Linked DNA regions of Homo sapiens: region 2 is linked to region 1. A link is an interaction called in ENCODE POLR2A ChIA-PET data of the cell type or tissue named here. Cell type or tissue: Caco-2. All regions are shown on one strand.

Evidence for each region. ChIA-PET counts read pairs that join two places held together with the same protein. Peaks named below come from ENCODE experiments on the same cell type or tissue, not always from the same donor. Only the 100,000 strongest peaks of a DNase experiment are listed, where the experiment ranks them.
Region 2: POLR2A ChIA-PET joins it to region 1 with 5 read pairs; 4 of 35 experiments call an interaction of 5 or more read pairs at or near these places.

What each region holds. Positions count from the first base shown.
Region 1 is chr19:19,606,590-19,610,589 of GRCh38, forward strand. The region is part of intron 1 of PBX4 (PBX homeobox 4); the gene reads right to left. Among named protein-coding and RNA genes, the nearest start is that of PBX4, 10 kb to the right of the region's middle. In Caco-2, no CTCF peak of the experiment used is centred here; no DNase peak of the experiment used is centred here.
Region 2 is chr19:19,463,224-19,467,223 of GRCh38, forward strand. It overlaps GATAD2A (GATA zinc finger domain containing 2A), which reads left to right. Exons shown (of 12, transcript NM_001384528.1): 2 at 2,117-2,391. The coding sequence starts at 2,123. Among named protein-coding and RNA genes, the nearest start is that of MIR640, 30 kb to the left of the region's middle. In Caco-2, no CTCF peak of the experiment used is centred here; DNase peaks (open chromatin) are centred at 1,318 and 1,658.

The DNA.
Region 1 (4,000 bases):
AGCAATAGAGAGTTGATAATGAGATAGACTGGAAGCCAGAGAATGGGGACCGTTGGGAGAAAAATGGGGTTGGTGCTGGTATGTCTAACAAGTATATGACACGTTATGGCTGGGTGCCGTGGCTCATGCCCGTAATCCCAGCACTTTGGGAGGCTGAAGCGGGCGGATCACCTGAGGTCAGGAGTTCAAAACCAGCCTGGCCACCAGCCTGGCCATCATGGTGAAACCCCGTCTGTACTAAAAATACAAAAATTAGCCAGGCATGGTGGCACATGCTTGTAATTCCAGCTACCTGGGAGGCTGAGGCATGACAATCACTTGAAACCAGGAGGTGAAGGTTGCAGTGAGCCAAGATCGCGCCACTGAACTCCAGGCTGGGTGACACAGCAAGACTCTGTCTCAAAACAAACAAACAAACAAAAAACACAAGTATATGACATATTCTACCAAATCCACATATCTGAATTTTTTTGTTTGTTTTTGAGACAGAGTCTTGCTCTGTTGCCCAGGCTGGAATGCAGTGGCATGATCTCAGCTCACTGCAACCTCTGTCTCCTAGGTTCAAGCGATTCTTGTGCCTCAGCCTCCCAAGTAGCTGGGATTACAGGTATACGCCACCACTCCTGGCTAATTTTTATATTTTTAGTAAAGGCGGGGTTTCATCACGTTGGCCAGACTGGTCTAGAACTCCTGACTTCAAGTGATCCACCCACCTCGGCCTCCCAAAGTGCTGGGATTATAGGCGTCAGCCACTGCGCCTGGCCACATATCTGAGTTTTTTAAAATGCTAATGTTTATGAGAAAAATTCGAAAAAAAGGAAGAACAGTAAATCTTTTAAATTGACTTCCAAGGAGTCTTCTAACCTAAACAAAAACAAAAAAAGCCCAAAACCAAAATTCTGAATATCATTTTTAAACCAATATTCAAAATCTATAGCAAAACAATTGAGAGTCATATAGAAAATGCCAGAAAGTGAAAGCATAGAGCTTTATCCCCCTTCAACCTCATTTATTCAATATTTATGGGACAAACATTTATTGTGGAAGTACCATATGCTGGTCCTTGTATAAGGGCTAAGGAACATGAAAATGAATAAAAACATAATCCACATTCTGGTATCTACCAACAGTATGTTTTAGCTGATAATTTTAGCTATAATTTACTTTCCCAAATTATAGAACAATCTGTTTTCCTCATCAAGGTATCATTTTAAATTACTTGGGAATTTCATTTAAAGATATATTCAGAGATTTCAGTCCCTATGGAATAGAATACTACTTGAAAAAGTCTTCCTGAAAGCAACAATGATTCTAACACCTTAACCAAGGATAGATCGATTATCCTTGATTATTCTCAGTTCTAGAAGGATTATTTTAGCTGACAAAAGCAGTCAGCAATATTATACATCTCCTGGAGACAAACCTAGGTACAAACAAAAATTTAGAACTTATGTTCCCTGCTCTTAAGAAGTAAAACTGCAGGCCGGGCGCGGTGGCTCACGCCTGTAATCCCAGCACTTTGGGAAGCCGAGGCGGGCAGATCACTTGAGGTCAGGAGATTGAGGCCAGCCTGACCAATATGGTGAAACCTCGTCTCTACCAAAAATGCAAAAATGAGCCAGGCTGTGGTGACCAGCGCCTGTAATCCCAGCTACTCAGGAGGCTATGACAGGAGAATCGCTTGAGCCTGGGAGGCGGAGGTTGTGGTGAGCCAAGATCGTGCCACTGCACTCCAGTCTAGGCAAGTGAGACCCTGTCTCAAAAAAAAAAAAAAGGAAAGAAAACTGAACTCCCACCTGGGCAACAGAGTGAGACTCCGTCTCAAAAACAAAACAAAACAAAACAGAACAAAACAAACCAGGACAAATACCTTAGAAAGGTCAGAATACTTTGCAAAGTACTTACACTGTACAAGTCTGGAACAAACCGCGTGCTCACTCCTTACCTGGCAAGGAGTTCAAGGCCATGCTTGGTCGGACAGCAGCTGAGGCAGGCAGTCACCCCCGAGTCTCCCTTCCAAGGTCACGCCCACCACTCATGCCCGATGGGACCACAATGCATGCCTTCATGCTCCACGCCTGCCTTGCATGCATGCTTGCACCAAGCCTACAATGCCGCATCCACTTTCTTTGCCTAGGCAAAGCCTCAAGTCCAGATCTTGGCCATCTCCTCAAGGCTCCTTGTCCCCCGCCTGACTTCACCTAGACTCCAGAGTCATGCACTCTGATTGCCCATGCTCTACAAGCTCTAGTCTTGCTGAAGGGCTAACTCCTCATTGCCCTCTCTGGTCCCCGTGTCACCGCACTCTCCAATGTCTGCCTCTCCAAATAATGAATCTCCTTTCAGAACTCACTGCTGCATTCCCAAGCCCAGCACCAGACCTGGCACAAAATACATGTTTATTGAGTAGATGACATTTAATTTGCGAGAATGTACTTTTAAAAGTGTCCTGTAAAGCCCGAGCCTGACTGTCTGATCTCCCACGGCACCCAATCAGCTGGGCTCCTCTGAGCAGGAAGCGATGTCAGATTTAAGTGAGTTTTGTAGGATCCCTGGGAAAAGCAGAGACAGGTGGCAGGCAGTACAGCCTCAGAGTTCAATAGAGCATGCCCAAATCTCCATCCAACTACCCTCCAGTTATCTGGCCACTTGATTCCTTATCTAGAAACACAGTGAAGAGCCAGGCGCAGTAGCTCACACCTGTAATCCCAGCACTTTGGGAGGCTGAGGCGGGTGGATCACCTGAGGTCAGGAGTTGGAGACCAGCCTGACCAACATGGAGAAACCCCGTCTCTACTAAAAATACAAAATTAGCCAGGCGTGGTGGTGCATGCCTGTAATCCCAGCTACTTGGGAGGCTGAGGCAGGAGAATCGCTTGAACCCGGGAGGCGGAAGTTGTGGTGAGCCGAAATCGCGCCATTGCACTCCAGCCTGGGCAACAAGAGCAAAAATCCATATGAAAAAAAAAAAAAAAAAAGAGCCAGGCGCAGTGATTCACGCCTGTAATCCCAGCACTTTGGCAGGCCGAGGAGGGCAGATCACGAGCTCAGGAGATCGAGACCATCCTGGCTCACACGGTGAAACCCGGTCTCTACTAAAAATACAAAAAAATTAGCCGGGCGTGGTGGCGGGTGCCTGTATTCCCAGCTACTCGGGAGGCTGAGGCAGGAGAATGGCGTGAACCCGGGGGGCGGAGCTTGCAGTGAGCCGAGATTGCGCCACCACACTCCAGCCTGGGCGACACAGCGAGACTCCGTCTCAAAAAAACTAAAGAAAGAAAGAAAAACAAACAGTGAAAAACCACCCACTTCCTAGGGTTCTGGGGAGGGGTAAATGAGGGAAATCCTTATTGTCATCATCATCAACCACTGTGTTCTGATAGAGGCACTCGGTAGCTGTCATTTAAATGAGTGAGTGGTACTTGCTCCTTTGTGAAATTCTACACATGGCTTTACTTTTCATTAATAAAGCTATTTCAAAGGGGATTTTGCCAAAAGACTTTTAGATAGCTTCAGGGAATTGTTTTAAAACTAACACAATTTGCCAGGCACGGTGGCTCACGTCTGTAATCCCACCACTTTGGGAGGCTGAGACGGGCGGATCACCTGAGGTTGGGAGTTCGAGACCAGCCTGAACAACATGGAGAAACCTCGTCTCTACTGAAAATACAAAATTAGCTGGGTGTGGTGGCACGTGCCTGGAATCCCAGCTACTCGGAAGGCTGAGGCAGGAGAATTGTTTGAACCCGGGAGGTGGAGGTTGCGGTGAGCAGAGATTGTGCCATTGCACTCCAGCCTGGGTAACAAGAGTGAAACTCCATCTCGAAAACAATAAAAAATTTAAAAAACTTACAAAAAAATAAAAACAACACAATTCAAGCTGGGCAAAGTGGCTCACACCTGTAATCTCAGCACTTTGGGGAATCCGAGGCGGGATAATCATTTGAGGTCAGGAGTTCAAGACCAGCCTGCCCAACATGGTGAAACCTCGTTTCAACTA
Region 2 (4,000 bases), 140 kb before region 1:
TCCCACAGTGAGGGAAATGAGAGGAGGGGACCCACACTCTGAGGGCAGTGACTTATCTGTGGTCTCATGGGAGGCAAGACAGACAACCTGTTAGTGAGCAGTTCAGATGGGGTTTATGGGCAAGGCATGTCGGAGGAAGGAAGGACAGAGACCATAGAACTTCAGGGCTGAGAGGGACACCGTAGCATTCCTCACCTCCCCCAGAGAAGTGAGGCCATGACCTCCACATTCGACCTCTACCTGGGCTCCATTCCACGGAGGAGCTGAGGGGCAGCTGAGCAGGAGCGGGGGCGGGGGTGGACAGGGTGGCCGGGGGCAGCGGAGGCCGCACAGTTGGTGTGGGATAGGTGGTAGGTGCAGGCTGGGATGCCAGAGGGGCTGGGGACAGGTGGAGGCAAGTCTGAAAACCTGTGCCCTTGAGATTCGGAGTCTCCCTGCCTCAGCCTGGTCATGTTAAGGGTCAGCCATGGCACCTGGGTGGTGGTGAGACAGGGTAGGGAGCACAGAGCTGCTCTGGGCCTGTGTGAAGCACCAGGGATTTCCTGGCCTTGAGGAGACCCCAGTGTTTCAAGCCGGTGCCCGGGTGCCCTGGCTGGACCACACTGGCACAACACGCATGTAGACGGCCTGCTTTCCCTCTGGCTCCAGGAGCGTGAAGCAGCTGTCTCTTTCTTTCCTTTCAGTTTGAGTGCATGAGGGGGCACATTTGGGCAGGGCCTTGCGCTATTGCTCATTTGTGAAATTGGCTCCTTTAAGGAAGCTGCAGATGAGTCAGCTCTGGAGTGCGTCCCATGGATGGCGACAGGACCCCTGTGTTGCCTTGTGCTGCCCCCAGCTTCCAGACGGTCTGCCTGGCTCTACCTGGGACAGGCTTCCCCAGGGTGTTTGCCAGTGAGGAAACTAAGGCTCTGGCAAGATGAGTGCCCTGCCTGTGAGGACACAGATAGGACCAGAGGGCTTCAGCATAGAGCATGCCACAGGTGTGAATTGGGGTTCTCTGTGGGGCCCAAGTGGGCACCAACTGTCCCATGGAAAACTGTGACACTTCGGGAATTCCACTAGAGCTCAGCTGCTAAATTTCTCTTTTGTCCTCTGGTAAACACTGGGATGCTTTTTTAAGAACCTGACTCTCTCTGTCTCAATTCCTGTGCCCTGTCCTGTTGGGACGTCGAGGCCGGGATTAGAGCAGCCCCTTTAAGAGTGCCAGTGTCCCAGACCCTGCTGTGGAATGCCAGCCGCCTCCCTGCAGACAGACATCGCTGTGCTGTCGTCCTGTCTCCGTGAGGGTTAACAACACTTCAGCCTGTTGTCTGGAACCGGTTCAGACTGGTTTTCTGGAAAGTGCTTTGTCTCTCCGACTGAATCCTGGGAAGGGTCATGTGGAGCCAGTGATGTCATGGGATCAAAAACTGACTCAGCTGTTTTTTTCTTCTTTTTCTTTCTTCTTTAAATCAAGATATGTGTGTGCTGCAGGTACAGGGCAGTGGCACGTTGATGGGCCAGGCCTCACTCTACTCAAAGTGTACCTCACTGGCAACCAAAGGGTTAAATGTGATCCCCAGTCCCCACTCCCCAGAGGTGAGCAGGGAGTGAGGAGACCTCCCTTCCCTGAAGGGGAGAAGCTGGGGTTAACTCGAGTCACCACAGCATAGGGCTAGTCCCAGGCCCCGACCCTGCTCCTGGAACAGTGCAGTCACCGCCCTCCTGGATTCCAGACATTGCAGGTGCTGAAAATCCCAAAGGCAGGTAGTTGAGATCTAGAACAACTTTTCCTCTGTTTGCTGTTGAGCCTTTCCTTGCTGATAAGCAGCCACCTTCCACTGCTCCTGTTCAGCACCCTGCTGCCTCTGGCCCCCAACAGGGCAGGGTGTAGTTTGGCTCCACCAATGTTCAGCCACACAGTGGAGGCTGGGGACACCCCCCTCCTGCCTAGCCTTCCTCAAGGCAGTGATGAAATGTCCTGGGGATGCTTTTCTGGGCCCTGCGTTTGTTGTACATTCTTTTGCCATCCTTCCCATAGGGAGGAAAACACTGAAAGCAACACTGAAAAGTCTCCAAGAAGGTGGCACCTTCATTGCACCCAGTTAAAATGTTGTGTCTTCTCCTCCCTCCCAAGTTCAGAATGACCGAAGAAGCATGCCGAACACGGAGTCAGAAACGAGCGCTTGAACGGGACCCAACAGAGGACGATGTGGAGAGCAAGAAAATAAAAATGGAGAGAGGATTGTTGGCTTCAGATTTAAACACTGACGGAGACATGAGGGTGACACCTGAGCCGGGAGCAGGTCCAACCCAAGGATTGCTGAGGGCAACAGAGGCCACGGCCATGGCCATGGGCAGAGGCGAAGGGCTGGTGGGCGATGGGCCCGTGGACATGCGCACCTCACACAGGTGAGTGGGAGGAGCCAGCGGGAGGGGCTGGAACCTGGAGACAAGCCCAGTGTGCCCAGGTTGGGGCTGGCCACACTCCAGGCCTGTTGGTAACAGCTTGGCGGGGTTGTGGAGAGGGCTGTAGGCTCAGCTCGGGCATCACCCACCACTGGCAGCTGTGCTGTTGTGGCCATTCCAGGGCCCCAGGTCCCAACTGCAAGTGGCACAGAGTGTGGGTCTCACAGGAGAAGGAGTGGCACATTCCATCAGCTCCCCTGCCATCAGTAGGCCTTTGCCACCCACGCACCTGCTGTCTGTCCAACTCGGTGCTTTTGGTTTGTAGGGACACTTGAGTTATTCATTTGGTTATGCTTCCCTGCTTTTCAGATCTAGAGGTCAGAGGGCCAGGAATGCTACACCTACCTTGGTCACTTGGCTAGGGATAGAGTTGGGAGCCCAGCCCAGGGCACCCTCCTCGGAGCGGGTACGGGATGCTCACTCGACTCCATGTTCACTTGGTGCTGGTCTTTGGCTTGCTCTGTTGGTTTGTCCTTAGTCAACACTGATTACTTCAAGAGTGACTTTCCTCATATTCACCTTTTATGAGTCTCTTAAGGTAAAAGCTTGAAATAAAAATAAGACCCAATCTACCACCTATTTCTTGACTTCAAAACCTTCCTTTCTCTCTGTAAAGACAAATTCAGACCCAGCACCTGCTCTTGCATCACCCCTCCCCTTGGAGCTCTCCAGAATGTTCATGCCCAGACACCCACTGAGGGCTGTGGTGTGGCCACAGCTTCCCGGCTGGCCCTCTGACAAACTCCTCTGTGGCCCGTTGCTCTCTCTCCTCACCGCCCACTGGAGTCTTCTCCCTGTGGAGGGCCTGTCTCTCCACGCCTGTTCATAAGGGACAGCTGGTGGCTCCTCACCTTCCCGTGTCAGCTAACCCCACAGGATGACCCCAGCCTGCAGTCTTATGTCAAATTCGTTTTTGGAACCCAAACTGTTGGGATCCTGAGGACTTCAGAGATCATCTGGTGTTCACAGCGTTTAAAATGGGAAGATAAATGGGAAAACCCAAGCCTGCTCCTGTTGACAAAGCCTCCTAGTCTGAGGAAATATACTTTGTAGTCCTGCTGTCCAAAGAGGGCTTTTCTGTCTGACTCTGCTGTCTGCAGTCCCCATTCTAAAACCAAGGTCCTCTTCTAAAGTTCCAGAAATAAAACTATAGGTCCAAGTCTCCTTTTCCTTTCTCTATGTTTTCAGCCAGAGACCAGTCCATGACAGCTCAGCAGGGGTGAGCAGTGAGGGGCTGGTGTGGAGTCAGGGCAGGAAGAGGAGGAGTCCATGTTCATGGGAATCTGCAGTCCATGTGCATGGGGTCCCTTGTGCATTCCTGGGTTGCTGACATGCATTTTCTCCTGTAATCACCATGTTCCCCTGCAGGGTAGGTCAGTGGATTGTGAGGGAGAAGTTAAGTGTTAAAGAAACTCAGAGTTCAGCTGGGCGCGGTGACTCACGCCTGTAATCCCAGCACTTTAGGGGGCCGAGGCGGGTGGATCACAAGGTCAGGAGATTGAGACCATCCTGGCTAACACGGTGAAACCCCATCTCTACTAAAAATACAAAA